Linked DNA regions of Homo sapiens: region 2 is linked to region 1. A link is an interaction called in ENCODE POLR2A ChIA-PET data of the cell type or tissue named here. Cell type or tissue: MCF 10A. All regions are shown on one strand. Links, peaks and the distances in the headings refer to the core of each region. The heading gives the core; the rest is flanking DNA.

Region 1 (16,344 bases), core at 3,049-11,048:
CTTAGATTACTGAGTGCTCAAAATCCATAAATATTAAGTCTTGACTAAACAGTTGGATTGTTTTAGAGAAAACAGTCTTATAAATTTGGCAGGTGGGAAAGTCTTTTGCCCATGAATAATCATGTCCACACTTCTCATGGTATGAATAACCATTTTGCTACACATTAATATATATTAAATTCACAGTTTCCCTTTATCTTTCTCAAGCCCTAATATTTCTCCATGTTATTGATGATGAAATAGGTTCATCTCATTTCAGACTCAGCAGAAGTGGGGTAGAGCTGTGTTTGATTTCTGAAAAATACTCAATATATCACCCATTTTATTATGTACAATGCCACAAAAATGTCTGTAACTACTTTTCATTTCATATGATTACTAAATGTAAGCAGAATGTACTGGGTGTTTTATTATATAGGTGGTTAAGGCCTGGTAAAAACAACGTTTTGCAACACTACCTCACCTTGCACAATTGTGCGAAAGAGATTCAGGAATAGAGTTCCTGAGTGTTGCCATGAAACAGAGATCACCTTAGGCCTCTGTTTCCTTGGCTGTAAAACAAACTCATTGATGACAATCAGAATTCTTCACCTCTGTTAGAGAAGAAAGACAGCAGATCTGGGTCCATGCCCCAGAGGTGTGACCTGGCCAACCCACTTTGAATTTATGGTGGAGTGGATTTAGAACACCAGGGGTGGCTGGGAAGGACAGGGCACAACAGACTAGTATTCCCACCACCTCTTCTCTTCAGGATCTTACGGACATTGGAGGGCCCTAGACCTGTTCTGACTATGGGTCCCCCGTCAGAAAGCATGAGAGAGATGTTGGTATTTTATGGAAAGCCCATGGGATTTTGAAAGGCCATTCATGTTTCCCAGCAGAACTAGGGCGTCCAATTGAGTTCAGACTTGCTCCATGCAACCATTGTCAGGTCACATGACATCTTTAGGTCTCAGCTTTTCATCTGTAAATGCAGGCCGCTGGGCTAGGGGATGCCTAACACTTCTTCCAGATGCACTGGCACTGAATGCCAGGAAGTCTGGCGATTGAGGGCTGGCACCAGGAAGAGGCCCAGATGATTTTATGAAGGTATTAAATGCCACCTTTAGGGGGTGTGCGAGGCCTCCCCGCAGTCCTGAAAAGTTACGTAGCCAATTCTTCAGCATTTCCAATGTTTCTGGGAATCTGAGTTCTTAGGTGGAATGGAATTTTCTGTCTAGGGAACCAATCTGTGGTGGAGCTAATACAGAGATCAGGAAAAGTGGCCACAGCAGACATTCCACAGGGGAAAGAGCAGAATAGCTAAACTAGTCTAGTGAGATTGAACAAAAGGAGGGTGCCAGGTACGACCCTTAGTTCTAGGCTCACGTAGTCTTTAGTTCTAAGGCTAATCTTAGGGAAGAGTTTTGGGGAGATGGTGGAATGGTGGAGATTCATAGCTGTCTCAAAAATAAGTTTATGTTTTCATTCAGCAAACATTTATTGATCTGGGAATGTGTTGGGTGTTGGTGAAACAAAGAAGACAGACCGGGGTGGGTTCTCAGCCACACGCAAAGCCAGTCATGGCCAAGGACGTTGCCATAGGGTGGGATGAGGGGCATGGCCAGCTACTTTCAGACAGATGAGTATATGTAGTCTAGGGGCCGGAGATGCCCTCTGAAGGCAGCCGCCTAGAAGGGTATGTAGAGGTTAGTGAAGAGAGTTGAAGGCAGCGGGGGGGGAAAGAGGAGGAGGCATGAGTGGGGTGTCGCTGTGCTGGGAGACCTGGAGGGGATGGAGGTGTGGCATCTTGGGAGTTGGGGAGAAGTTGAGTCTGGCTCTTTTGTTGAGTGAGAGATGGAGGATTGGGTAAGAAACAAGGCTAAAGTGGTTGGGAGGGGTTGGATCGTCTTAAGGAGATGGAACTCCTCATGGAAGTTCAGTCTCCATAGAAACCCCTGAAAGGCTTTAAGGGAGGGACCTGGAGGAGCTCTTTCAGCTGAAGTGGTGAATGGATTGCGAGGGAACGTGACTGTAGGCTGGGACAGCTGTTAGAGGTGGTCGTAATCTTCCAGGCGCGAGATGATGTGGACTGAAATGGTGTGGAGACAGTCGGAGGGAACTGCGAGATCATTGGGTGTCAGACTGGGTTTGCAAACCTACGACTTCACTGAGAAGTGAGCAAAATGAGTAACCTGTTCCCCTCAAGCAATACAGATAATGTGGAGAGATACTTGTTTCCACTGGAACTTCCTCCTCCACCGAATCCGACTGCTGTACCTGTGTGGATAGGTAACCTACAGACCGACTGCCCCACCTCAGGAGTCCTGTGTGCTTCACGACTAAAATCCTCTGGCACTTTCAGCCTCATTGAAGAGAGATGAAATCCAGTTGGCTGTAACCAGGGACCTGGAGTAATGTGATGGTGTCTATTACCAGGGAATGGTGGTGAAAGTCTCTGACTCCATTTAAGATGCACTTTCATCTGTGATCTGTTGATTTCTTTTGCAGCCCAGCTGTTTCCACTCAAAATAGTGGCAGAGCAAGTTTGCCACTCAGATTCTTGAATTGGGAGGAGGTGAGTGTTCTTCTCCCAGCAGGAGAACTGGTTTTGTTGCTTCTGGCCTCAGGGGTGGCCCAGAGGCACTCAGAGAACTGGAGACCAGGAGGGGTGTTGTGTCAGAGGGCCAGTGACCAGGATTCTAACAAAGCGTTTTCCACCAGGTGCTGGACATGCTGCTTACCGCATTGCTGGAGTGCAAGATTAGCTGGTCTATGCTCAGAGTGCCTGGGGCCTGAGTTTGCTGGAGATGTGGTCTTAGGATTCTCCGGGGAGGTGTGAGTTCATGTCCTGTAACTCTAGAACTGCCCAGAGCTTGGTGCAGTCACACACTCAGATCTGACCGACTGTCTGTTCTTACCTTTCCCAGGCTCTAGCAAGTTCACAAGGACACCAAGCAATCTCCCAGACTTAGACTGTACACTGGCTGCTCTGGTACTGTTGCTGGAGCCTTCTCCTCTCTCCTCCCCTTCCCAATAGTTCCCACTGCAATAGGTGTAGCAGTGATACAGACAGGAAATGGAGGTGCTGTTGATGCTGCTGCTGCACCCTTAAAATTCTATAGAACTTACAGGGTGTACTCTGGAAAAATGATTGCCATAACCTTATTCATTGACTTATTGGATGAAATATGTACTGAGTGTCTACTAGGTGCCAGGCACTGTAATAGGTTCACGGAATAAATCTGTTAATAAAATAAAGAGCCCTTCTCTTGCGGAGGTTTCATTATAGTGAGAGCTGACAAACAATAAATGTAATATTTTGACTCTTTTGAAGGACTTCACCCCCAAATTTAGCCCAATCCATTCGGGAGGACGCATCCCTCTCTCTTGATGCCAGGTGTGGCCAGGGAGCCAGTGCTTGTCAAGAAATCTAACCTCCTGCTGTTGCAGGGGCGTCTGTTCTTATGACCTGGGTAGAGAGAGAGCAGAGCCAATGAATACGTACAGTGATGTATGTAATATGTGAGAAGGTGAAGGATATGGTAAAAGGGGAAAAACAGAGCAGATTAAGTACACGTTAGACATAGTTCCCGTTTCCAATCATCTGTAAACAGGGCATTTCATTCAAGGCCGTTCGGATCTGGTCCAGACACTGGTGGATCTACGTCTGAGAACGAGGGTAGTCGCCCAGGGCTAGGACACTGCTTGGAAAGGTGGGGAGGCCTCAGCTGAAGTGACGCGTGGCTTCTGTAAGATTAGTGTCCCTTTACGTTCACTTCTCCTGTTAAAAATGTAGGGAGAAGCTTGTGGTTATTCCTCTGAGGGATTGGAATTGTAAATGACTGAGGGACAGAGGTGCTGGAAATTTTTATGCAGGTGAAATGATCAGGCAAAGGGCTAAGCCTGGGCTGTGGCCTCACCTGCTTCAGTCTCGCAGTTGGCTGGGTGGGTTCTGCTCTGCGTTTCCTCCTGACCTTTAGATGCGTGGGATTTCAGGGCTTAGTTCGTTGCCAGTGAAGCAGGAGTCTGGATGCTTACTGAGCCTCTCCCTGTGTTTGCAAATAATTATCATCCGTTCACAGTGGGTGCTGCAATGGTCTCACTTCCTTTAATTAATTTGTTCTGTATTAATTATTGGGGTATTTTGTTTTATGAAGGTGATGACTCACCCAGCCCGGCAGGTTCAGAACTGCCCTGTTGGCATTTGACTGACAAGGGCTTGGTCTCCCAATTCAGCCCAAACCATTCAGGAGGATGCATCATTCTCTCTTGACATCAGGCGTGGCCAGGGTGCTGGTGCTTGCCAGGGAACCTGACCTTCTGGAGCAGAGATGTTGTCAGAGCTGCTGAGTCAGGGAGGTCAGTTCTGTTCATGACCTGTGTGGAGAGCGAACGGAGCCAGCCAATAGAGAAAACCCTGGCGGGCTAGGGGTCGCACAGGAGAGTGGCTTCTGAGGCAACGTGTTAAGTGACCTTGAGACTGGAGGTCCTTCTGCCAGAAGTCTCTGGAACTCAGGTACCCGGAGGGTCCTGAAGTGTCCTTGGGGAATACAGCACAGAGTTCTTTGTGGGACGCGAGGGATATTTCTGCTCGGCTTTTTCTTGGCGTTTTTTCCTTGAGTGCTTTCCTAAAGCTGCTTTTTATCCTTCCAAGTCATTCTCTCTGGTTGTCAGTGCATATTTCTTTCCGGGAGCTTCTGCATTCTTGTTGCAAGTTTATTCTCACTTTCTACTGGAAATCCTCTGAAGCTGAAGGCTGCTGACCCAAAGACCAGTGTGCCGGGCAATGAAACTGTGTGAGGCATTGCTGGATCTCCATGCGGAAGAGATTCCAATATGCGGACCTATCACCTGCATTATTGCCGTCGCCCCCTCATTGCCATTTCCCGACCCATGCACAACTTGGCTCCTCTCCAGTCCATCTTCCAGGGTGATTTTCCAGATCTCAATCTGACTGTGTCACTTGCCTCCTTAAAGCTCTTCAGTGGACACCTGTCACTTACATAACACACCTGGAACCTTGACTTGGCACACAGGTTCTGCCCTATCTTGTCCCTGTGCCTCCCTGCTCCAGGTCAGCTCCCACCACTCTCCTGCGGCTACTCAGTAACAGGGCTATTTGGGGAATGGTTGGAATACAGGATGCATTTCAGCCTCCACACTTTTGCACATTTTGTTAGCTCTCTGGATTATCAGTTTCCAAACTCACCTTCTTGAGCTCCTCATGAACTTGCTCAAAACCTTCTGCCTCTGGGAAGCCTTCCTGTCTCATGCCAGGCCCAATTCCTGCATCCTCGTCCCACGGTACCTTGCGTCCCAGATCCAGCCCCTCGCGGTAACTGTCGTTTGCTGTCCTGCTGGCCCTCACTGTTTGATTATACTCTTCCTGGAGCCGGAGTCTGGACCTTATTTATCCTTAGAATTCCAGGCCTCACAGAGAGATTTGCCTGAAGTAGGAAACGAGTGGATACCTCCTAAAAAATATGAACAAATGAAGGAATGAATAAAGCAAGAATCTCAGTCAATCATTTGTTCCAATGGAGATGTACGTTATCCAAGAACAAAGTTTGTGAATTTTTAAAAGGCTACATCTTCTTCCAAGAAGCATAACATCTTTTTCTCTAATGCAATTGAAATTTCAAAATAAATAAAATATTGTTATTAAACCAAATCAAAGCAATGAGGTTTGAATATGCTGATTCAGTCTACACACACTGTACTCGGTAGGGACTGCGGTCTCCCATCCTGCATCATAGGCCCCTGCCGTGTGGGGCGCCTGCTTAGTCAATTTGCTGAAAGTCAGATGGGTTTTGGTCATTTGGGAATCAGCTTTCTGCAAGGCGGCCCACTGCCCCATCACAGAGTGAGAGCGCCTGGTGTGGGGAAGGTACGGAGTCCGTCTTCTAAGCCAGGCCCTGCTCTGCTTTGCCAGACCTGAAAACCCTGTCCCACAGTCACACGGAAAAGGCGCCTTCAAACTTCTGTAAGCCTAGACTATACAACTCCACCAGCTGGAAGTTATTTCTCTCAATGAACTCAATTCTTCTATGCCATGCTTTACGTCATTTCCCTCCTGTTCTGACTGAGAAGATGGAAGAAAACCTGCCTCATCTTGTGCCCAGTAGGTTGTTTCTTCTGTGAATGAAACCTGCAGCATGAATTTGCTTTTATGGTTGGCCACATCACAACTGAGTGTGTGTATATGTTTGGGCTGGGGTCTAGGATGGGGTTCGGTCTGCCTGGGGGTCATTTTAAATGGTCCAGGTTTGGGAGGAAGGGTTTGGAAGGAAGGAAGGGAGAGCTCTGATGTCAGCATTAATTAAGGGAGTTAAGAGCGTGTGATTTGAAATCTACATGATTGGAGGAAGTACAGACTGTGGGAGAAGGAGATGGGAGGTGGTGTAACTGAGTGTGGGATTCATGAGTTCCTCAGCGGTGAGCCGTGCCCTCCCAGAGGAGGCCACAGCGAGTCTCACTTGTCAGAAGGCAGCTGAGAAGGCTGTGTCTGAAGCAGAACTCCAGGTTCTGAGAATCTAGGGGAGGAGCTAGGGACCAGTGGATATGAGTGGATCTGTCTTCCCACCTGGCAGGAAGTCCTCATTCAGCCAGAGAAGTTCTGCGTCAGGCTGGGTTTGGAGGTATGATTTGGGTTCTTCCAGAGTGGATCTTATATCACATGCTGTTCATTTTCTAGAAAATTCTCTAGCCCAGGTTAGATATTATGTGTCTGGCCCTTCCATGATCTTCCCTCCATCCCCACCAGTGTCCTCTAAGGAGTCCTAGTCTCTAAAGGATCTTGTACCCCCTTCTCTCACTTTCCCCATTTGCCTGACTTTCTCCAGCTTGCTGCCCTCAGAGGACTGATTGGGGATCAGAACAAAGTAGGAGGAGCCAGGACTCCTGGGTCCGGCTGCTGGCTTGGCTGGGCCTTGCTTTCTTCCTTCTGCGACGTGGGCAGCTTGCTGTTTCACCTCCCTTGAGCTGCCCAGTTAATGATTACTGAGTTCCCAGGGAGTGCAATGCCCTGCAGCTTTCCAGGATGCAAATTGGTAATTTTTACTTTTTGCCAAGCCTCCTACATCAGCTCCAGTTTCATAACCCCAGTCACCCTTCCCCGTCCCTCCCTTGCTGCACGTACTGACCCCTCCCCTCTAGCCCAGATGCACACCTGCAGGAAAAATTGGCACGGACTCCTTCCCATCTGTCACCACTTCAAATAGCTTGAGTGTGCTGATGACAGATAAAGTAATTGCAGAGCATACGAATGACTTAATATTTGATGTGTTAAAATAATTTTTTAATGCCATGCATTTGTATAATTTATAGCTGGAATCCATGGTTTTTGTCTTGCTTCCCCTTCTCACCTGGCTGCTTCTCCATGAGAATGGTGGAGCATTCACCCCCAGCCCTGGTTTTTGCTTCGTGGGTTTACAGGGAGAAATGGGCAGCATTCTGCAGTATTCACAATGACTGTTGATTCCTGAATCTCCAGGGCCTGTTCCATTGTGAGCCTGTTAAGGTACTTAAAAATAATTTGATGAATGAATTATTAAGGAGCAATTTGGGATTCATCTATCAAGTATTTACGGAGGGCTAGTGTCTGCCAAACTCCATCCTAGGTAGTAGAACACAGCAATGAGCAAGACAGACCAGGCCCGTGCCCTCAAGAGGTTTAGGGTTTGGTGGGAAAAACTAGCATTAAGTGAGTTGAGACGAGAAGGGTGGAAAGATTTGAATCAGGAGAGTGACATAATTAGATTTTTCTATGAAAAGATTCTAGTAGATTGCTGGGACCATCACTAGAGGTGGTCTACCATCTGCTAGAGCTTAGCTGGGCTCAGATTTTGGCTTGGGGAGGGGGACAAGAAAGACAATAGAAGAAATAGGGCCACTCTTTGCAAAGTACTTTCAAACAACGGAGAATGTTCGTAACGTGCAATCTTTGCCCCCTTCCTCCTTACTTCTTTTATTTACATGCCTTGTCACCTATGGATGTGTGTGGCCTTGGACATACAGTGAAGGACAGAAGAGAAGAATGTGACCCCAAAAGGGATGTACGAGGTGTTAGTTCCCCCTCTGTGTGGTGTCCCATCCCACCCCCTTTCCTAGTCTGAGGTCCCCCCTTTGTAGGATTTCCAAAGCTGCTATGGGGTATTATTCATACCATGGAAGTCAAGGAAATGCTAAGGTAAGGCTTTCATTTTTCCTGGAGAGCTGTTTGTTAAGCCTTTCCCAGCACACCACTGCCTACCACTCCTTTGTGAAGTTAGCAGGTTAGCAGCCTAAAGCTCGGATAGTGAGGGACTTCTGTTTTAGCCTTAGCGCTGAGGTGGCGAATTCCTTTCTAACTGAGGCCTGTAATTTCTCCCCGTCTCAGCATGGCTGGTTTTGAACTTGTCTCTTTTGAACTTGTTTGCTTTTGAACTTGAGTTTGAGTTGGTTGTTCTTTTCCTACTCCCTCAGCTTTCTAGGGTGTTGCTGATGGTGAAGGGAACACTCAAAAAGGTGCTGGACTGTGGGGAGGAAGTGCCTCCCCCTGCCCTCCATCCCCATGTGAGCCGGCATTCCCCTCTTCCAATAGTGGAAACCCTCCTGTGCAGGCCACTACCCATCCTTCCTCCGATTCCTTCTCCATTGCCCACTTAGGATGCTTACTTATTGGAACAGAGAGGTGGGGAAAGTAAAACTGGTCAGTTTTGGTCCTTAGTTACAACTCTGGAATATGGACAATAGATTATGTCATCAGCTTCGTGTGATGCAAGTGTTCTGGACATGGAAGTAGGGGACCTGGGCTGGAGTCCACACTTTACCACTTACCAGCCATGTGATCTAATGTCTTTGAAGTTCAGTCTTCCTTATCGGTCAGGGGGATGGTGATGATACCTCACACACGAGGTTATTCTAAGGATGGTGCATGGGAGCTCAGCTATGTGTGTCAAATGTTTTTCCTTAGATATTTTCTTGATCTAAAGGGACTTTTTAATGCATGAAGTTCACATGTTTACTCTGAAGAGGTGATGGAGAGTCAGTCACGAGGACACACAATCCTAAAGTTGCTCACACTGACCCAAAAACAATGCCAAGGTCACTATACAAGCGTCTGCCTTGGCCATGGCCCCAGGAGAGTTGGCCATTCAAAGCAAGAGCCCGTCTCATGGCCTCTGAAAAAGTTTTGAGGAGGAAGATGATGCAGGACTGGATGGAAGTTTTAAAAATGCCGCCAGATGAGGTTGGCATGGTAGAACTGTGGGTTTCTCTTTTCCTCTGTTTGTATACTCAGTGATAGTATAATAATATAACCTGCACAGCAGGGCCCTCTGTTTTACAGGAGCTCACTCTTTACCAGCTTCTGGTGGGAAGCAGGGAGGAGGAAGTGGAAAGAGCCTTACAGCTCACAAGCTAAAGGAGATATCTCAGGCTTGTAATCATCATCATCATCACCGTCACCGTCATCATCACCGTCACCGTCATCATCACCACCATCATCATCACCACCGTCACCATCATCATCATTGTCATCATCATCATCATCATCATCATCATCACCATCGTCATCATCATCTCTGCCACAGGGGAGGGGCTGGTATTTGCTAAGGTGGGGTATTACCTCTTTGTCCCCAAAACCACTATACCTGTCTTCCCCAGATCAAGCACATCTTTTTATAAGGGTCCCGGGAGCATTGAAATGCAGCACATCATCAGGGAACCATGACAGGTGATGCTATTTAGCTCATGCCTCACCTTTTGCCACCCAGTGGTGGGTAGAGGAAGAAGGGATGCGACAAGACCTTAGCACTCAGGGTTTTGCAAAGGGTCCCATGAAAAAATCTCTTCACTGCTGTCATTCCTGACATCTCTCCAGTCCCTTGTCATGTGGCTCCACAGTCCCTTCCTAAGACCATCATTTTTCACTTGGGACACCGATCCCCATGTGATAAGGTGCCTCCTTGAATCTTCTAGAGCCTGTCACCTCCATCGTCAGTTGGATGACAGTGGAGTCCTCTTCTACCTAAGCTCTGTAAGGCTCAGAGGGGAGCAATGGGTGGGCAGGAGGATGGTGGGTATTGCATCCTCTGGTTGGTAGTTTTGCAAGGGAGATGTGCTTTTACCATAGCCAACTAGAGCCAAACTAGTCATGAGAAATGTAGATTCTGCTATGGGCTAATCCAATGGAAGGTTTGAGTTAGTGGTGGTTGAGATAAAAGGGATTATAGAAGTGGAAGGCTGGATAATTCAGCCCCTTACCTCCTTAAAAGCTCTCTACCTCCTCCTTAATCTCACTTCCGACGTACAAACATCAGGGTATTGAGCCAAGAAATTCATAGAAAACACAAAGGGCCAAGAACAGATGAAAATACACCTAACCTCACTTAATAACAAAAATGCAAATTCAAATGAGACAACAAGAATTCCAGGAAACTAACCTATGGAAAAAAATAAGTACAAAAAGATGTATACATGAGGACATTTATTGCAATGTTGTTTGTAGTAGGGAATAACTGGCAACAAATATACATGAATAAGTGAATGATTAAATATATTATGGGGCTGGGAGCAGTGGCTCATGCCTGTAATCCCAGCACTTTGGGAGGCTGAGGCCGGCAGATTGTTTGAAGCCAGGAGTTTGAGACCAGCCTGGGCAGCGTAGCAAAACCCTGTCTCTACAAAAAATACAAAAGTTAGAGGTTGCTGTGAGCTGTGGTCATGTCACTGCATTTCAACCTGGGCAACAGCAGTATCTGTCTCAAAAAAATGTATTATGAGTCATCTATGTAATGAATACTATAGTAGGCATTAAAACAATAGGTTGGCTTTAAATTTCCCGAGGAAAAAAAATGTACTTGCGACATTAAAAAACAAGATGCAGAACAATTTGTATGTTTCCGTTTGTGCAAAAGAATTCTCTGTGGAGTCTGTGTGTAAAAAAGAGTGGATGGATACATACCTAACTTAGGATGCATCTCAGAAGTGAGATTAAGTAGGAGGACATAGGGGAGCTATAATTTTTACTTTGTACATGGTTTATTATTTGAACTTTTGTAATAAAAAATCCTAAAAGAGATATTTAGCAAACAGAATATGTAACTAACTCTATCTTGCTACTGTTCTCTAAGAGCTGGCAAGTGCAGACTTTCACACACCTCTCAGAACATGGTCAGGCAGGGATCGGTTGAGTGCAGTGGTGTGCTGCAGGCTGACATCTGGACCTGGTTCTTCTCCCTGGAGTGGGGAAAAATCATATGAGGACAGTACAGGTTGTGTAGGTCCTGGGGGAAACTCCTGTCTCTCAAGAAAAAGCCTGATATCAGGTGGGCAGACCTCTATGGCAGCCACACTGGGATGATCCAATGTGGGATTCAGGGGATCGGTCTATCAGCAGGGGCTGTGTTATTCCAAGACCTGGGAAAGCAGGCAGGCAGCAACTGGAAGCTTGTCAAGATGTCGTGGAGCCATCTGGACTACTGTCAAGATGTCACAGTGACAAAGATGATACATGTACCGGTGCTTATACATGTTTACAGAAAGAATGAGAGAGGAATCTGGAAAGAAAGAGCAAGACAAGATGCCAGTGCATGAGAAATCAGGATTCCCTAGAGGCATCCACAGGTTGTTGAGGTATGGAGACATATACAGAGCCAGTCACCAGCAGCACAAACACACAGCAGGTGGCAGGACCCCGGCAGGCTGATCTCAACAGTGACTGGTATTGAGGGTAACGGTGTTTGCGGCCAGTGTGTACGAGTGCACTCCAGGGGTGTCTAGGCGCCTAGGAGGGACAGCCAGATGGCCCCAGCTGCAGAGAAGCAAGGCTGGAGATTCTGGGCAGGAGGCTGCAGCCTGGAATGGAAACTGGCTCCCGGCGCCTTCCTCTTTAAGTCTGCAAGAACCCTAGTCCAGATGGACCCCTTCTGAGCTGTGTGTGCGTGAGGTCTGGCCCCTTGCTGTTTGCAGACAAGCTGCTGGGCAAGGCCTGGCCATTGAAGCGCTGCCTGCCGGCTCCAGGAGGTGGACATCACATGCGTCCATGTGGCGGGGCAGCCTGGTCTCTGTGGGCTGCCAAGGCTGCCACTCTGCTGCCCTCTGTTCATGGCTCCTAAGCACGAACCTGCAGGAGACAACTGAGTGGAAAGTCAACATAACAATCTGGCATTTCTCCCCCTGGCATCCTGACTGCCTCTGCACTGTGGGAAGCCTTGTCATGGGATGGGAAGGAGATGGGACAGGGTCCAGAGATTCCTTCAGGAGCAGGCCCTCCTCACCGGTGCTCCCCGACCAGGCCAGCCCTGGCTGGAGCTGCTCTACAGTGTCCTGCCCGGCAAGTGCTGGCAACTCCCTGGGTGGGGAGGGAGGTGTTGGGGCTGCAGGGACAGTGGCTTCTCCGTGGGTGAGTCCCCTTTATGCTTCACCTCTCCTCTGCGACAGCTGGTCTCCTCTCCCACCACACAGAGCTGCAGAAGAAGCTAGGAGAGGGCACTGGGGAGGGAGCTGCGTCCTGGCCTGGCCCTTGCCACCTGTGTGGGCCTGGGCAGGTCATGAACCTCTCTAAGCCTCACACTGCACACTTGTAAGATGCTGGCTATCAGCCTGTCTGCCTCGCAGGGCCGCCGTGAGATGGGAGCAGCGCCGGGGAATGTGGATTGAGTGCCTCTGAGGTCCCAAGCACTGGGGCCCCACGTACCTGTTTGGTTTTGTTCATGGTTTTCATCACTATGCAACATACAACCCAGCATGCTTATTTATTATCTCGATTACCCATCTCCCTCTCTAGAAAAAAAGTTTCATGAAGAGAAAGCTTTTGGCATCATTTGTTCACCATGTTTAGAGCAGTGCCTGGCTCGTCGGAGAGGCTCAAAATCACTGGTAGAGCAATGAATGAATGGATATCCCACTGAGTCCTTGCTGAGATGATCCAAGGTAGAGATGGGAGCATGGGCTGTAGGAGGAGGATCATGGCTGTGAATGCACAGAGGAGCATGCAGTGGTCCTGGCATTGAAACTGACTGTTTAACCCTGAAGTCTGCCCTATTCAGTGCTCTAAACAAAACGGTGTCCATGAAAGTGCTGCTACGCTATAAAGCGCTGTATGCCCATAAGCTGTTAGAAGAATTGCACCTTCCCTTGCCTGATGATCTGAACATAAACTTCCTGTTTGTGCAGTGTCTTGCAGTCTCCGCCCTCAGCCTTCACACTTGCCTGGTTTTAGGTAGCACGGACAATTCTCAGCTTTTTGCTGGTCCTCATGTTGTATATTATCCATAGCCAATATCTGTAATCCAAGGCTGATTTTCCTGGACCACCCTGCACGTTCACTGCCATCTCTCTCCTGTCAGCTGGTGGAGAGTGTGCTCCTGAGGTTAGCACAGCTTTTTGTGACCAGTTCAAGCCTAACTGTTGCAGAGTGGAGGTCCTGTAAGAGACACACTGAATTCCTGGGGTCAGAGTGTGCAGTTATCTGCTGGTAAAATGGACTCCCACTCCTCTCCTCCTCAGCCTTGGTGCCTGAGAATCAGGTGGAAAATCTCGACAGTGTTTTTTTTTAAATTATTTATTTATTTTTTATTTTTTGAGACAGAGTTTCCCTATTGTTGCACAGGCTGGAGTGCAATGGCACAATCTCAGCTCACTGCAACCTGTGCCTCCTGGGTTTAAGCGATTGTCTTGTCTCGGCCTCCTGAGTAGCTGGAATTACAGGCATGCACCACCATGCCCGGCTAATTTTTTGTGTTTTTAGTAGAGACTGGGTTTCACCCTGTTGGCCAGGCTGGTCTCGAACTCCTGGCCTCAGGTGATCCACCTGCCTCGGCCTCCCAAAGTACTGGGATTACAGGCGTGAGCCACTGTGCCCAGTCGACAGCAGTTTTACATCGAATAGGCACTCACAGGTTCTCTGCTTCTGTCCTGTTATGAACGTCCCCTTTGGTCTGGCCCTGCACTGCATCTCTACATCCTCACTCGGACTCGACTCCACGCCTTTCTGCTCTGCTGTCCCTTTTCTGTCTCTCGCTCTCTCTCTGTTGCACACATAGGCCAGGGCTTAGCTATGACGCTTGTGCTCAGGAACCAGTGGGGTAGTGTGGGGAGGGAGAAAAGCCAGACAGCGCAACTCTCCCTGTCACCCTCCCATCCAGAATTCCACGCTCAGCTGCCTGTCTCCTGCTGATCTTGAGAAAGACCCTCTGGAAGGCTGTGCTCCTTTGGTGGTCAGAGAACAAGGCTTTCCCCCTACAGCTGAAGAATCTGAGCGGAGGGGGAAGGGTGGTGTAGAAGAAGAGTTTTCTGCCCTCGTGTCAGGGAGAGGGTGGCTTCCTGATGTCTTCCAGGGAGCAGGTGTTCGTCCAGGCAGTCCCCAGGGGATCCTCAACAGTGGAAACAAAGGGGCAGGTGGGAGAAGGAAAGGCGTGGGCTTTGGAGTCAGATCGGCTCTAAACTCGGACTCCACCCTTTCTTGGGTGTTCACTGTTGGTCACGTAATATCTCTGAGCCTCAGTATCTCCCTCTATAGAATTTCAGCTCTCAGGGTGGCTGTGAGGATCGGATGAGATGGCTTCTGAAGTACCCTATAAATGAAGTGCATTCATATTTGTCATTCTAACTGTGACAAAGTGGAGACGAGTTAATGTACCAGTATTTCCCTTAGAGAAAGCTGATTTGTTGGGGAAATACTTTGCTCTGTGCTTCGGAACATAAGCGGAAAGTTTAGGAGGGCCTGGACGTGGGCGGAATTGCCCGACATGGCAAGGGGAGGGGCTTGTGCTCAGTTCTGCGGGTTTCGGGGAGAGGAAAAATGAGAGGGGAAGGGTGTGAGGTGCGTGAAGTGACCACAGCCCCTGGCCACCTCCCCATATTCAGTTTCTCTGAATTTACAAGGTGCTTGCATGTGAGTTTTTCATAGTAATCGGGGGTTGGGGTGACATTTGGATCAGTGTGGGGCAGCATGGAGGTAGATGCACAAATGAACTACCGGGAGGTGGGAGAGTCATAAGTGGGTAAGCAGCAGAATTCACAGATGTTGTAAGGAGGACTTTGGATGCTCATGGGGCAAGAAATTGGGGCTCAGTCCAAGTGAGGACGTAGAGATGCAGTGCAGGGCCAGACCAAAGGGGACATTCATAACAGGACGGAAGCAGAGATCAGATCAGGTTTATCTGGGCGTTTGTGGACTAGGAAGTTACAATGGACATCTTGTAACTTTCTAGGCTATCATCGCCATTGTCGTCATCATCTTCTTCCTCATCCCTGTTTAATGGGGAGAGAGAAACAGGTTCAAGTGCAGTGCTTTGCTCAGTCAAGGTCACATGGCACCAATGGTGACAAGACTGGTTTTAAATTCCCCGTTGCCTGTCTCCAGCCTATGGCTGTTCCCTCTGAGCCAGACCACCTGTCCATCATAAAGGACATGCAGTCTCAGGTAACAAGTGAGGAAACTAATCTCTTAGGAGTTGCACAATCTGCCCAAGTCTAGACCTGGGCTTAATGCAGGGTGCTGAGGACAGGCAGGGGATGCCTGCAGGAGGAGGCCGCTGGCTGGGCCTGCAGGGCTGAGGGGAGCTGTTTTCCTTTTGGGCAAATTGCTTCACGTATGGGGATGATCACCCCTCCTAATCCTGTCTGCTAACTGTACTAAGGCTTCCTCTCTGCCAGGGGATTGAGGGCTGAGGTGACAGGACTGGGCACAGGACCCGGGAGTGCTCCCTGCACCCCCTGCTTTGATGCCCTGGCTGCACCTGCTTTATTCTTGTGGAGCCCGGTTTCATTTGGTCACCCTTCAAAGCACAGTCTCACACAAAAAGGCCAAATTTAGCTTTAATCAAATAACTACTGAACATGAAATCTTCGAAGGATCATTACCAACTCTGATTTATTGATGACTAGGAAGGAAGGTCTAGGAAGAGAGTGATCGGTTACATCATTGAACGCTCATGGAGGGTTTAAAAGCTAATCCTGTGTGTGTACATCTTTTTTTTTTATTTCAGAAAGCTTAATACCTGTGTCAGATGTCCTCTTGGAAGCCATGGAAACCCTGTTGGCTATGCAGACAAAGAGGCTGGCCCCAGGAAGGTTGTAGGACAGCAGGGCTGGGATCTTTCCATACCTTCTAGATCAGTATTTCTCTATCTCAGTTACACTGTCAAATGGTCACCAGCTCAATTCTTCACCTAAGACAAGAGAAATGAGGAAAGGTGAGGAAGAAAAGGGAACTAGGAGATTCCCCCAAACAGCTCTCTTTAAAAGGAGGTGAACGACAGAGGCGGAAAGGATAGGGTGGCAGGGTCTTTCTGACGTACTGTTTCAGAGCTTGGGAGATCTATTGTAGCACCAGTACATTGATAGGGGTGGCTCAGTGATTGCCAAATACCCACC
Region 2 (16,344 bases), core at 3,243-11,242, 85 kb after region 1:
TTTTTACAATCTACCCATCTGACAAAGGGCTAATATCCAGAATCTACAATGAACTTAAACAAATTTACAAGAAAAAAATCAAACAACCCCATCAAAAAGCGGGCTAAGGATATGAACAGACACTTCTCAAAAGAAGACATTTATCAGCCAACAGACACATGAAAAAATGCTCATCATCACTGGCCATCAGAGAAATGCAAATCAAAACCACAGTGAGATACCATCTCACACCAGTTAGAAGGGCAATCATTAAAAAGTCAGGAAACAACAGGTGCTAGAGAGGATGTGGAGAAATATGAACACTTTTACACTGTTGGTGGGACTGTAAATTAGTTCAACCATTGTGGAAGACAGTGTGGCAATTCCTCAAGGATCTAGAACTAGAAATACCATTTGACCCAGCCATCCCATTACTGGGTATATACCCAAAGGATTTTAAATCATGCTGCTATAAAGACACATGCACACGTATGTTCGTTGTGGCACTATTCACAATAGCAAAGACTTGGAACCAATGCAACTGTCCATCAATGGACTGGATTAAGAAAATGTGGCACATATACACCATGGAATACTATGCAGCCATAAAAAAGGATGAGTTCATGTCCTGTGTAGGGACATGGATGAAGCTGTAAAACCATCATTCTGAGCAAACTATCGCAAGGATAGAAAACCAAACACCGCATGTTCTCACTCATAGGTGGGAATTGAACAGTGAGAACACTTGGACACAGGAAGGGAACATTATACACTGGGGCCTGTCATGGGGTGGGGGTAGGGGGGAGGGATAGCATTAGGAGATATACCTAATATAAATGTTGAGTTAATGAGTGCAGCACACCAACATGGCACATGTATACATATGTAACAAACCTGCACGTTGTGCACATGTACCCTAGAACTTAAAGTATAATAAAAAAAAATAAATTCTCTGCATATTTTCAAATGTCTTTATTTTGGTTTTTTAAAAAGTAGTTTTAGATTAACAGTGAAATTGAGAGGAAGTCCCAGAGATGTCCTATATACCCACTGTCCCCACACATACACAGCCTCCTCTGTTACTAACATCCCCTACCAAAGTGGCACATTTGTTTTGATGAACGTACACTGACACATCATTATCACCCAAAGTCCATGGTTTACGTTAGGGTTCACTCTTGATGTAGCACATTCTGAATTTGGACCATTGTATTATGCCATACATCCACTATTATAATATCATACAGAATATTTTCTCTTCCCTAAAAATTCTCTGTGCTCCACCCACTTGTCACTCCCTCCCACCCTAACCCTTGGCAACCACTGATCTTTTTACTGTCTCTGTAGTTTTGCCTTTTCCAGAATGTCATACTTGGAATCATACATTATGTAGGCTTTCTAGGCTGGCTTCTTTCACTTCGTAGCATACATTATGTTTCCTTCACATCTTTTCATGGCTTGATAGCTCACTTCTTTTTAGTGCTGAATAACATTCATTGTTGTGTGTACCACAGTTTATCTATTTACCTACTGAAGGACATCTTGGTTGCTTCGAAGTTTTGAGAACTGGGAATAAAACTACTATGACATATTTTCAAGTCCTTTGGGTAAATAACCAAGGAGTGTGACTGCTGAGTTGTACAGTAAGAGTATGTTTAGTTTTGTAAGAAACCTCCAAACTGTCTTCCAAAGCGTCTGTACCATTTTATATTCTCACCAGCAATGAATGAGAGTTCTTTTTGTTCCGTGTCCACACCAGCATTTGGTGTTGTCAGTGTTCTGGATTTTGGCCATTCTGATGGGTGTGTAGTAGTATCTCGTTGTTTTAATTTGCATTTCCCTGATAACATGTGGAGCATCTTTTCATATGCTTATTTGCCATCTGTATATTTTATTTTATGAGGTATCTGCTGAGGTCTCTAGCCCATTTTAAAATTGGATTGCTTGTTTTTTTATTGTTGAGTTTTAAGAGGTCTTTGTAAATTTTGGATAAAAGTCTTTTTATCAGATGTGTCTTTTGTAAATATTTTTTCCCAGTCTACAGCTTGCTTTTCATTCTCTTGACAGAGTCTCAAGTTTCTCACCAGTATGTACATTAGCAACAGGTATTTTGTGGATATTCTTTGTTAAATTAAGAGATTCCTCTCTATTTCTGGTTGATTGAGAGTTTTTTAAAATCATGAATTGGCATTAAATTTTGTCAAATATTTTTTCTGTGTCTATTGTTATGATCTTCTGATTTTTTTTCTGCAGTGAATTGCTTTGATGAATTACATAAATAGATTTTTAAATGTTAAGCCAGCCTTGCATACCTGGGATAAATCTCATTTTGTCATGGTGTGTACTTTTTATACATCTTGAATTCAGTTTGCTAATATTTTTTGAGGAATTTTGCATCTATATTCATGTTCCTGGCCTGTAGTTTTCTTTTCTTATAATGTCTTTGTCTGGTTTTGTATTAGTGTGATGCTGGCCTCATAAAATAAGTCATAAATAAGTCTGCTTCTGTCCTCTGAAAGAGATTGTGGAAAATTGGGATAATTTCTTAAATGTTTGGTAGAATTGACAGGTTAACCCATCTGGCCTTGTGCTTTCCTTTTTGAAAGGTTATTAATTATTGATTCAATTTTTTAAATAGAGAAGACCTATTTAGATTGTCTATTTCTTCTCATGTTTGTTTTGGCTAATGGTGCCTTTCAAGGAATCAGTCTGTTTTACCTAGGTTATTTAGTCCGTGGGCATAGTTATTTGTAATATTCCTGTATTCTACTCTCTTTCATTTCTACTATTAGTAATTTATGTCCTCTTTTTCCTGAGTTACCTTGGTTAAGGGCTTATCAATTTTATGATCTTTGAAAAAACATAAACTTTTGGTTTCATTGATTTTCTCTATTGGTTTCCTGTTTTCAGTTTCATTGATTTCTGCTCTAATTTATTATGTCTTGTCTTCTGCTTACTTTGGATTTAATTTGCTCTTATTTTTCTAATTTATGAAGATAGATGCTTAGATTTTAGATTTTTATGCTTTTCTAATATATGCATTTAGTATTATAAATTTCTCACTAAGAATTGCTTTCACTGAATCTCATGAATTGTGATAAGCTGTGTTTTCATTTTCATTGAAACACAAATTGAAAATGTATTTAACTTTCTCACAATATTTCTTCTTTGATCTATGTGTTATTTAGAAGTGTGTTATTTAATCCTTATGTATTTGGAGATTTTCCAAGTATCTGTTATCGATTTCTTATTTAATTCCACTGTGATCTGAGAGCACATAGTTGATGATTTCTATGGTTTTAAATTTGTTAAGGTCTGTTTTATGGCCCAGAAGGTGATCTATCTTGATGAACATTCCATGTAAGCTTCAGAAAAATTTGTCTTCTGCTGTTGTTCAATGAAGCAGTCTACAGATTTCCATTGTATCCAGCTGATGGATGGTGTCACTGAATTCAACTCTGTCCTTACTGATTTCATGCCTACATGATCTGTCCATTTCTAATAGAGGGGTGTTGAAGTCTTCAACTATAATAGTGGATTGATCTATTTCTTCTTGTAGTTCTATCAATTTTTGCCTCACATATTTTGATGCTCTCTTGTTTTGGTGCTCTACAAGTTAAGGATTGTAATGTCTTCTTGCAGAATTATCCCCTTTGTAATTGTGTAATGCCCCTCTTATCTCTGATAATTTTGCTTGCTTTGAAGTCTGTCCTGTCTGAAATTAACATAGCTACTCCTACTTCCTTTTGATTAGGATTAGCATGGTACATCTGTTGGCATCCATTTACTTTTAATCTATATGTGTCTTTTATTTAAAGTGGGTTTCTTATAGACAACATATAGTTGGGTCTTGTTTCTACTCTAACAATCTGTTTTTTAATGGATAATGTACCTTATAATAAGAAAATCATAATTCTAATTTCTCTCCCCTGTTCCTTGCATCATTGCTGTCACTCATTTCACTTATATATAAGTGTACATAAGCACACGTGCACATGTGCACACACACACAAGCATGCATAGTCAAATACTTTGTGGCTATTGTGATTTTGAACAAACTTATTTGTTTAATCAATTGAGGAAGAAAAATAAAAGGGTTTATTTTACCTTCATTTATTCCTTCTTTCATGCTTTGCCTTTCTTTATGTAGATCTGAATTTCTGATCTACATAATTTTCTTTCTCTCTGAAGAACTTTTTAACGTTTCTTGTAAGGCAGGTCTACTGGCAACAAATTCTCTCAAATTTGTCTGAGAAAGTCTTTATTTCTCCTTCACAGAATTCTAGGTTGGTGGGGTTTCTCTCTCTCCCTCTCTCTCCACTTTAAATAACTTTCACTCCACTCTCTTCCTACTTGAATTATTTCTGAGGAGAAGTCAAATATAATTCTTACCTCTGTTACTCCATAGATAAGTTGTTTTTTTCCTCTGGCTTCTTTCAGGAATTTTCTCTTTTCTTTGATTTTTTTTTTTTTTTTTTGTAGTTTGAATATGGTATGCTTAGGTATAGTTTTTTTTTTTTTTTTGCATTTATTCTGTTTGGTGTTTCATGAGCTTCATGGATCTGTGGTTTGGTATCTGATATCAATTTTGGGAAAATTATCAGTAACTATTGCTCAAATATTTATCTTGTTCCTTTTCTCCTTTCTTCTTTCCTTCCTTCCTTCCTTCCTTCCTTCCTTCCTTCCTTCCTTCCTTCCTTCCTCCTCCTCCTCTCCTCCTCCTTCTTCTTTTCTTCTTCTTCCTCCTCCACCTCCTCTTTCTCCTCCTCTTCTTCTTCTTCCTCTTGGTCTTCTTCCTCTTCTTCTTTCTCTTCTGTCTTCTCTCTTCTTTTCTTTCTTCTCTCTTCTTCTTTCTTCTTCCTCATCTTCTTTCTTTTCTTCTTTTTGATACAAGGCCTCACTCTGTCGTCCAGGCTGGAGTGCAGTGGTGTCAGAACATGGCTGACTGCAGCCTCAACCTCCTGGGCTCAAGCAGTCCTCCTGCCTCAGCTGGGCATGGTGATACTTGCCTGTAGTCCCAGCTACTCAGGAAGCTGAGGCAGGAGCTCTGTTTCTTCAAACCATGTCTTTTGCCTTGTAATTTTTTCTTGATAGCTGGACGTGATATACTGGGTTAAAGAAATTGCTGTAAATAATTCTTTAGTAATGTTATGGTAAGGTACGTGGGTAGAGGAAGCATTCTATAGTCTATGATTAGGTCTTAGTCTTTTAGGGAACCTACGCCTTTGGACTGTGAACTTCACAAATATTTCTCAGTCTCCTCTGGACTCCCCTTAGGTGGGAAGGAATGACTAGGGTGTGCTTGAGTTGGGTATTTTCCTTCTCCCACGGGGAAGGCTAGGGCTAGCTGTAGTTGGGTGTTTTCCTTCCCCTAGGTCAGTAAGACTCTGATAAAACCCCTGCAGTTTAGGTGCTAGTTAAATAGTTTCTCCTGAGGGCATATCTTGTTAAAAAGAACAGAGTGCTCTGGCATATTTCAAAATGATTCCTCTCTTTCCTTCTGCCAGGAGCACAAGGAGATTTTCCCCCCAGTATTCACCATGAGAAACTGGTCAAGCTCTTGGAGGTAAAACTCACAAAAGTGTGCCCCCAACCTCGACCCCTGTTACTGGGTTTCTCTGGTGTTTTTAACTCCTAAACTTATCCATACTCAGCCTCCAGCAATTCATGGTTTCCTCTCCAGGTGCTGGATCTCACAGAGGTTTGCTCATGGGTTTCTGCTCCGGTTAGTTGTGACTCTCTGTATCTGCCTGTCTAGCTCTCCAATTTTGAGAGCAGCAGTTTGCCCTGTGACCTCATTTCTCTTACAGATCTAAGAAGAGTTGTTGGTTTTTTAGTTTGTTCAAATTTGTACTTGTTGCTGCAGAATGACAACTTTTAAGCTTCTTAGGTACAGAACCAAAGCTGGAACCCTGATACATTTCTATTAGAGCACTTGTGTCATTCCTCTTTGAATTTTTGTTAATTGATGAACTCAAGTTTCTCACACTGAGGGTAACTTTTTGAGGTCAGGCACATTTTATTCATCTTTACCTCCTACACATACGTGACTTTTGCACCAACGTATTAACACACAACAGACATCCAAATATAATTGTGAAGAACAGACATAATGAATGCATAAATTAGTGAATAAATGACACTTTTCATCATCATTTTAATACTCTCCAACTTCACTTTCCGATAAAACCTCATTTCTATTCAAACATCTTATTCTATTCAAAGGATTCCCAGTATAGAAAAGCATAGCCTTGTTCAGAGTTACAGAAGGTCAGCCAAGGTCAGATCTGTGGATAGCTGACAACCACATCTTCTCTGTTCTCCAGAGAGTGTGAGACACAGGACGCCTCCCATAAGGAGGCAGTGTGTTATGTATTTTACAGGCTTTTTGTATACTCACTCTTTTTGTTTCAGACGGAGTGAGCTAGTGCTTGTGAAATGTTGAGAGTGGGAGCACCTTCAAGACAGTGGTAGAACACAGGAGGCCCTTGTGCAGACTTTCAATTCTCAGTGCTGGTAGAGCTTCTCTTGCTCCACCTGAAATATTCCTGCGACTCCAATCATGAGTGGAGACATATAACAATACTGAGCTTATGTTCTAGAGTGTGTGTGTGTGTGTGTGTGTGTGTGTGTGTGTGTGTGTTACCACCTGTGTCCTTGGGAAAAGCAAAATAGCACTCTATGCATAAGTCTGCCTTAATACCTACCGATTATATGGAAACTGTTTGCGTGTCTGCCTTCCCTTCTAAATTGTGGATTGCTTGAAGGTTGGTGTTCTGTCTTCATCATTTGCACTCTAAGAGCCAACAGAGTTAATGTCTGCTGAATCAGATGATGAAAGATGAAGCATGGAACACGATGCCCACAAACAGTCCAACTGCTTTTCGGGGCCAGGATCTGTGTCTGTCGTTAGCTCAAGTCTCTAAAGATGCAGCGGCCCCTTGCTCCTCTTCCCGACAGGAAAGGCAGATATCAAACCTACTGCCTATCTCTTTGCTTGGCTTAATTCTCTATTCTTTGTTCATAGAACTTAAGTAGGTCTATTCCCACCTCTGAGAGCTAGAACCAGTTTGGGGTTTCTTCATGAAGTGTGTGGCAATGGTGTCCCTAAATAGCTTTGGGTGATGAAAGAAATTGGCTTGGGAGAGACGCCTCCCTGTTTGTCTTCTCAGTCTTGGGAGTGGGCCCCAGTAGGGCTTTGCCCCAACCCTGGCCTCTCTCTGCTCGGGGCTATGAGGTGCTCAGCATGGTGCATTCTGAGTGTGTGAAAAGAGGAAAGGGAATATGAGTCAGAGAAATAATTCCTAGGGCCAACCTCACCCTAGAATTGTTTCATCAAAATGGAGAGGTTGAACACTGGGGAACAAGCCCTTTGCCAAAGTCTCCACACTGTTCCGACTTGCCTTTGACTTGAGGACTCAGCAAACATTGACAGAGGGCTGACGAACCAAGAAGGGCTTGATTTACAGAGCACTCCTCTGTCCCAGGAAGAAACCAAACACTGTAGATCACTAGGAGATGACCGAGGTTCTAAAGTGCCTATAAACAATATGAGCTGGCCTTACTCCTCACACTGCCTGGAGTCAGTTTCCAATGGGCAGCGTGCCCTCCTAAGAGGCAGGACAGAGAGAAACAGCTTCTGTACACCATGAGATGACTCAGATGAAGAGTCACATCAGTCACTGTCTTCTTCCAGGAAGAAGTCTTGATATCACTGGGGGGAGTTTCATAATAGCTTCTGCTGTCTGTCACCCAGCTTTAGGGGGTTTCTGTCAGTACTAGGCATTGTGATGTTTAATGGTATGAAGGAGGAGAGTCTAATTTTTACAGCCTAGCCCCAACAGCACAAGCACCTCGGTTACTACAATATTTTCTCAGACAGTCCGCCCCGTGAATGTAACCATAGCCCACTTCCCTAGGATATTGGAGTGCCACATGTATTCTTTTTTTTTTGAGACGGAGTCTTGCTCTGTTGCCCAGGCTGGAGGGCAGTGGCGCGATCTCGGCTCACTGCAAGCTCCGCCTCCTGGGTTCAAGCCATTCTCCTGCCTCAGCCTCCCGAGTAGCTGGGACTACAGGCACCCGCCACCACACCTGGCTAATTTTTTGTATTTTTAATAGAGACGGGGTTTCACCGTGTTAGCCAGGATGGTCTCGATCTCCTGACCTTGTGATCCTCCTGCGTCGGCCTCCCAAAGTGGCCACATGTATTCTTTCTAGTGGTGACTCAAAACACCTATAGAAGAGGATCTATCTATCTACACACACACACACACACACACACACACACACACACACACACACACATACTTTGTTTACATCAATGAGATACTCATCTGGGTTTTATGGATATGAAATCTGGGATTCTTTTATCTTTCTTAGTCAGTTATTCCAGTTGTATTTTATAGTATTTGTTTTGGCTTAGTTTCTTCCTTCTAGATTATTTAACGACCTCATCAGCCTGGGAATTTAAAAGATATACCTTGTGATTATCTGTTTAGCTGAAATGTACTTGTGTGTTTATTTGCTTACTTAATTTCTTGGGACTTTGGAGGTGGGACTGGTACTAGTGGCTCTGGGGTTAGTAACAGTGGTCCTACAGTTCCTTGGCTCTCTAGGATTCTGGAAGGAAAGTTGTTTAAGAATTAACCTAACTGTATTTCTAGCAGAAGCACAAAAGATCACATGGAATTCAAACAGTGAGACTCTCAGTAGCATAAGAGAGCATGTCACTACTTGTCTCTGGATTCCAGTTTCCTATAAAATGAAGGGGTTGGCCTAAATGACAGAGGTCTCCTGCTAGCTCCATCTATCTACCCACTCATCCATCCCCAGCAGGTTAGTACATCCCTCAGCTTCTCAGACAGGAGAGGTGATTGGGTTCATCCCTTTCTGAAGAATCTCCAAAGCACAGCCAAAGCTGGGAAGGAAGACCCATATGAATACAGGCGGATGCCCTATTTCTTCTGAGGAAAACCATGAAGAACAGCTCCAACAGAGGAGCCTGGACTACAACCCTGGGCAGGCAGCTCCACCCACCCGTCCACAGGTGACCTTGGTCCTCCTTACATTTACAGAGTATGACAGCAGGAACGTCTGTGGTGATCATCTGTCAACTGTAATTTTGGAACATGATATGAGCTGGGATCAACTTTTATTAAGCCCGAGGCCATCTTTTCTCTTGAGAGTTAATCCAAAGATTACCTGCTAAATGCAGAAATTCAGCGCCAAATCAGACGAAATACACAAATGTGGTCCCTTCCCTCTAAGAGCCTATAATCTAAATTAAACAGCATACATTGATAATGGGAAATTGTGGGCAGCTTTCAAGAGAATTGAATCAAATATTGAGATTACATCTTGGCCTCAGGTTAATGGCTTTTAGTGTACTTGGGGGGGGTCAAGGGTTATGGGTTTAGAACCTGACCAGTGCTCTCAGCAGGAAAAGTCACAATGTGTAGCCAGTCGGTTAGGAAAGGTTCCACGCTGGAGAGAATCCCAGGAGGTCAACAGGGAGTAGCAGGGCATTTGGGAGGAGGCAGGTGGTGCAGGGGGAAGTCAAAGGCATATGGGAAGAGCTCACATAACGAGGACCAGCATTTTCCAGAACCGTACAGTACTTGGCCACTTGAATTAAGGCACTGCCAAGTTCACTCTCTTTCTCTCATTATTCAGATGTCTCTGGAAATTCCACTTCCTAGGATGCATCTGATTACACCCAGTCTCTTCACCTTTGCATATGGTATTAGAATTTAAACGAACATGTTAAATTTGCTCTATCTAAATTTGCACCGGCCACTGGCAACTATTTCCATTTTAGTGGTTTAGTAAGTTATATCTACTGTATTCTTTCAGCAGGCAAACAATACACACCATACAGCCAGACAATGTTAGAGAAGGAAGAAAGGTTAACTCCTCCCACTCACTCATTTCACAGATGGGAACACGGATGTTCCCAGAGACTTGGTAAAACTTGCCTGGTCCATGACTTTGGGAATACAGACATCCTCTGAGTGCGATGCTTTGTATACGTGGCCTGGAGTTTGCTTCCTGATGATGTGCTCCTTCCTGCCCAGGTAGCCTCGGTTGGGCTCCACTATCCCTGCTCCAGTACCCACTCCCAGCACTTAAGAATGTCTCCTGTCTGGCTCCAGCATGAAGGTAACAGAGAAGGAAGATCTGGATTTCCGGCAGATTAAGTGGAGGAGAGAAGAGAGGGACCGAGGAAGAAAAAAAAGGCCGTGGACAAATGAAAACTGTCTTGTGAACATAAAGTGATTGACATAGATCACATCACCTGGATTATGATGATTTAAAAGGCAGTTCACACACAGAAATCCCAGAAAGGTTTAGAGCAAAATAATGACTTTCAGAGAAGACTGTGAATTTGGATCTCTACATTCCAGTACACTTATGGGGGAAAAGAAAGTGCTTTTAACTTACAAGTATTCTGAATAGTCACTCTTTCGGAGTCTTTTTTTTTTTAATTGGAAAGTAACATTTTTCCATTAGAGGATTCAATTCTACTACTGCTGCAAAAGAATTATTTCTGGAGTCAGAATCAAATCAACCTTTATAATCAGTCTAATGAGTCAGACCCACTGATATATATTAGTGGACCTGGCTTCTGTTCTAGGTCAGGAACTGAGAGCTCCTGACACTTTGTAATAGTGTAATAGGGGATAAAATGTCAGAAATTTCAGTGAAAATGGAGGTTAAGTTGTGCATTTTAAAAGCAATTTTTAGGTATAAGGTAGTAAGTAGCTAGTACTTATGTGCCAGCAGTTCAGAAAGCAAAACCCAATGGCCAATTATTCTTTGCTTTGTACATTTGGGGACTATAAGCAGACGGACACTAAGGAGCACACATCCCTGGATTTATTTCTCAAAACATATCGCACATTCCTAATTTTCCTCACAGATCTTTTTAAAGATTACTCTCAGAATGTGCCCAAAGAGTCCCTGAACAAATGCTATTCATTTTGGTAAATATAACAAAAATCATTAGAAGATATCAGCATTTTAAATAGCGATTATAATCCGGTGGTTGACTTCTGTATTGCCCTGTTCGGTATCTATATGTTTTGTAAAGGCTTACATTGACTTGTTTACAGATATACCATTTGCATTTAGCTAATTGTGACGTCTGTGGTCATTTTCTATAAAGAGGTTGGTCTTTAAGCTGTTGGTAATGAATGTGGCTTAGTTTCTACTGGAAAATCTGATTCAGCTTACATCATTTTGACTTATAGCACCTTTGCCAGGAATGAAATCTAAGAGTGCAAGACTGCCTTGTTTTTCCCCAGGTCTGCAGAGGCCTGTTGCTTTTAATGGGTTGTGTGTAGGACACAAGGATGTGACTCATCTATCCACTTAAGAGTCATAAAACAGTAATGCAGACAGCTCAGCGTCAGTCATAACGTTCATTGTATGCACCATACTGAATGGGCATTACCATTTAGTTTTTGTTATTTTACAGGAAAGTGGGCATTGGTACCCAGTGGACAAACAAAATATTTATTAAGCTTATTGTCATCAATGTCATTAATATAACTGTTTTCAGTGAGCGTAGAACAAGTGTGTGGAGCTATTTGTTGTCAACTGAACATCCCTGCCACCCCTTCTAATGTCTCCCTGCTCCATGGAAGAGAAATCAGGACTGTAGTTGTAATTTGCAGAATTCTCTTCTCTGTGAGGTTCAGGAGAGACCATCCAGGAAGACGCACTTGTATGAGGAAGGAGGAAGGCAAGGCCAGTATTCTCCAGTGGCAGTTGTAGGCACACGCATGGAGAGATGTAAGGTTCAAAGCAGCTTTCAGATGAACTTTTGGAGAATTGCCTTTTGTGCTACGAGAGGGGATAGATGTCTAGAGCATCTCTCGACTCACAAGTTTTGCAGTTTTCCAGGTGAGCTCCTGGGAATCGTGTGCTTCAGTGCTCCAAGCAGAGTGTTAACAATGGCCTCCTTGACCTTTGCTTCCCTAACAGTTGCAGAAGCTTCACTTTCTTGTCTAAAACTATTAATATTTGGAAGACACAGAGTGGCTTCTATTTTCCTGATAAAAACGTGGCTGATATAAGAAGTAATTATTTAAAAATTAATAAAAAATTAGAAAAGGTAGAATGCATAAATCATAGATTAAAATAAACTGCCAGTGGGCTATGGTTACTATAAAAATAAGATGGTCAAAGGCTGATCAAATGGAAGAATGAATAAATAAAAGTCATTCAAATAATCAATCAATTATAGAACAATCAATTAAATATATTAAATATTAAGTTTATGTAATTATAATTTATCTATTATGTACATATTATATTTAATCTGTAAATATATATGATATATATATAACAACTAGGAATCTAGATTCGGTATCACACGATTAGTACCAAGCATGAAGTGAGCACAGCAAGCAGGAAGTAAGGCCAGGATGAAAGAACACATCCCAGCTAGAAACAGGAAATTAGAAGTTTGATTCACTTATTTATTCATGCAACAAATATTTTTGAGCACTTTCTACCCCAAGTACTGTGCTAAATGGTGGAGGATGCAACAAGAACAAGATAAACGGGTAACTGCTCTTGAGGTGCTTATGCTCTACTTGGGAATATGGACAAGTGAATAGCCAACTGTCATTGAGTGTGATGCGTGTCATGATGAGAGAAGTACATCGTGTTGTAGGAACACCTAGAGGCAGGAAGTAGGGTGTGGGGTGGGGAGGAAAAAAGACTTCCTGAGAAAGTGGCTTCTAAGCTGAGACTTGAAGGATGAAAGGAGGTTAATGGTCAAGGTGCATGGGGTAGAGGAGATGGAGGTTGAAGAGGGAGCTCAGAGACTGTTCTGGTAGGCACCCCATTGTCAGGTGGTAGTGGTGGTAAACTCCACAGGCAATGGGGAGATATCGCAGGGTTTTAAGTAGCAGAATGATATGATCAGGTTTATGATTTCAAATGATGCCTCTGGCTGTAGGTTCAAGAATGGATTTCAGTGAGCAACGTGGATGTGGGGAGAACAACTAGAGAGTGTTGTAACAGTCCACATACGAGATGTCCATAACTTGGACATGGCAGTGGGGATGGAGAGAAGTTAGCAGATACAAGAAATGTTTAGTCGATGACTGACAGAGAGGTTAGAGAATGGGAGAAGTCAAGGATGACTCATTTCACATATACAGAAACTGAAGCTTAGAGGGATTGCATAGCTCACCTAAGGTCACATAGCCCGGAACAGTGAAGTTGGGATTCAAACCTCAATTCGGTCAACTCTAGAGCCTTCAACTTTACCTCTAAGCTCTGTAGTGTATGGACCAGAACAGGCCACGAAGCCTCAAGTTTTAAAAAATCATTAGGATGAGGTCCTTGTGTCACACAAGTTGACTGTTTTGTATTAATGTGACAGAGTGGTTCTGCTGGGCTCTCTTCATCTCTTGTCATATCTGTACTGTATTTTTTCTACTTGATTTAACTTATTTTCATAATTTTTCCCTGTGTGTGTGTGTAAATGTTGTTGTAACTAAAGGAAAATGGAGTGGGGAAAGAAGAAGATTTCTCCTTCTCACTAAAATTTTGGTTTCAAGCTAAAGTAAAAACAGAAGGCATTTCTCCTTTACTTTTTACAGTATGTATATCTGTAGCTGTGGAAGTTCTAGAGGGTAAAAGCCACAACCAGCTGTCACGTTTTGTTTGCCAAAATGACTAAGATAATGGGTAAGGCTGAGAAAGCTGTAAAATAATTATCCCATATTGCTCCTAAACACCCACCTTTTCTGTTACACTTGAGATCTGTTAAACAAGTCTGAAATAGTTGGAAACAAATACTGACATGTCCGTGATTGTAACTCCCGTCTATTTGTGGATGAATGTCAAGCCTCCCACTCCTGAACAAACCCCTGCGCTGAGCTCCAAACACCCGAGGACATCCCCGGCCAAGTAACCCGGGCTCCTTAAACTTTATGTGCTGTGACAATCTCAGCTGAGCTAAGGCCCCTCGCTACCATCCCTCTGGCTGTAGGATCAAGAATGGATTTCAAAAGAGCAACATTACCACTACTACTACTATTGCTACCACCCCCAGCCTTTTTTCCTGAAACCTGTACCAACCAAGTCAACAAAACCAGATGCTTAGGAGCTAGTCTAGATTCCTCTTTCTCTCCTATTCCTCACATCTCGTCAGCCAGTAAATCCTGGCGATCCTATCTCTTAAATACCTCTTTAGTTTTTTCTTCCCTCTTCATTTCCACTGTGGTTGTCTTAGTACTGGCCACTGCTTCCAAATTCCTGACGGATATTAATTTTTGTGATGCAGAAACAAGAAAATGGAATGCCCAGTAATTTGCAAACTCATAAATTATTCTATATTTAGTGTGACTTATTACTTACGTGTTTTTAAAATAATAAAAATTGGTCATAATCATAAATAATGAAGAGTTTTTCTGTAACAGGGTTATACTAAAAATTTGAGAGGCTTTCTGTAAAGAAAGAAAAAGAGATAATAATAAATGCTTTGCTACTATTGCTATGAACCGAAACACTATGACACAATTATATATTTCAATAATATGCAAAAATGGCCTCTACCTAATATACACATTTGATAATAGAAAACATTAGAAGAGAAAATAAACACAAAATCAATGCCAAGTAAAGATTATTAGTACATTGAGTGATAATACAACAAATATTAAATATTTTTAAAATTATCCTTAATAAAATTGTAAGACACATAGGCATGAATTTCACTGTCAAATAGTTTTGGACAATATTAGGACAAATATTGCAAATGTAGAAAAATATCTTTCATCTTGTGTTACATTAATTGAATTGATTGATTAAAGATGTGTTCAAAAGCATCTTCAAATTGGGAGTCAGGGAACATGTTGCTTCAAATAAGTTCATTTCCTTTTTTAGCAATGAAAATATTTTATCTGCTTATTCTGGTTTTCATTTGTCCATTGAAAAATATACTATTTTTGTTAATTCAGATTTTAGGTCAGTTTCGGGTGGCTTACTAGAACATTATATAACAACATTAATTTATTCTCTTCGTAGTTTTGTTGGGCGGTCAACATACTTGGAAAGAACTTCAGTGAATAGCAGATATTTAAACACTAGAAAATGCCAACAATTCGGGCAATACTCAAATAACATGACATTCATATCTTCTAACAAGGTTACCATCACCCCTGTGGATTTGCATGACAAAATTGTCCATTTAGGGATTTATTTTGCTTCCGAAACTTGTATTTCTTGACACACTGCTTATAGGACTTATATAACAGTTACTGAATGTATAATCTTATTAATATTTATTTTATTTGCAAGAGTAACTGATTACCAGCAGACAGGGCTACCAACACACACTGACTCCATGGCCACAGCCCTAAGAAAGACTGATTAGGCTGTGGCTGCTTCTGTCTTACATGCCTCTGCCCCGTTTCCAGATATGTCAACCTTAATACTTGTCTCTGTGGCTCAGGGTTCCTGTTCTTACTTTTGGCTTGATGTCATTGGGTTCCTTTGAGCCAGTAATGTTTCTTTGTTAATTGTTAAGCTCTAATTCTCACAGGAGAATTATAATACTTTCATGTTTCTGATTTCTTGACTGATTTTTCTAAAATTTGGAACTTAGAAAAACATATAAATTTCTTGAGAAATGTCAGGAAAGAAGTCCCGCATGGAAACAGTATTACAGACCCTGTAATGTCTTAGTCAAATAATCACTATATAATACTGGTCTCTGGCCTCTTGCCATGTCTCCTTTCAGTCTAACCCTCCCACTGCTTATTCTGTAAAATGGACGTGAACTTAACAAATTGTGTTATAATTTTAAAATATGCTTGCCTTTTCCACGAGACTGCACATTTCTTAAAAGCAGGAACTGAGTCTTAGCTCTTGATCTCCAATGTCTAGCAATGAATTGACGCATTTTAGGTTCTCAATATATGCATGATAAATTGAGATGAATTAAATTGAATTTATTTGAAATAGAAAGATAGTGAGGACTTCTGGTTTTGGAAACCTGGTAGATTGAGACAATACATCTCTTCCATGACAATTGCCTGGGAATTCTAGATAACATACAGTAAAAACTTTAAAAACAGAGTTGAATTCAGAAGAAAACAACAAAGAAGGCTTTAGGTAGCACAGATAAGCAAAGACCCTGACAGCTAGAGCCATAAGCACTGAAGTTGAAGTGCAGCTTGTGGGCCAGGGCAGGGCTTGTGGGGAGGGAGTCTGCAGGGATGATGCAGTTTCAGATCAGGAATTAAGCTGAGGTTTCTATAACCATCTAGGAAAATGTGTCATTGTGCTCTTCAGCTCAGTATTAAGAAATGCTAATGGAGGAACAGATATTTCATGCACAAA

What was found. ChIA-PET counts read pairs that join two places held together with the same protein. Peaks named below come from ENCODE experiments on the same cell type or tissue, not always from the same donor. Only the 100,000 strongest peaks of a DNase experiment are listed, where the experiment ranks them.
Region 2: POLR2A ChIA-PET joins it to region 1 with 12 read pairs; 2 of 35 experiments call an interaction of 5 or more read pairs at or near these places.

Annotation. Positions count from the first base shown.
Region 1 is chr11:129,719,491-129,735,834 of GRCh38, reverse strand. It overlaps LOC124902792 (a long non-coding RNA gene), which reads left to right. Exons shown (of 2, transcript XR_007062951.1): 1 at 1-2,817; 2 at 2,910-5,653. Among named protein-coding and RNA genes, the nearest start is that of TMEM45B, 88 kb to the left of the region's middle. RefSeq lists an enhancer at 12,148-12,649. In MCF 10A, for the core only: no CTCF peak of the experiment used is centred there; DNase peaks (open chromatin) are centred at 4,254 and 7,114.
Region 2 is chr11:129,634,488-129,650,831 of GRCh38, reverse strand. No RefSeq gene overlaps it. Among named protein-coding and RNA genes, the nearest start is that of LINC01395, 25 kb to the right of the region's middle. RefSeq lists an enhancer at 10,453-11,652. In MCF 10A, for the core only: no CTCF peak of the experiment used is centred there; DNase peaks (open chromatin) are centred at 7,221, 7,551 and 8,741.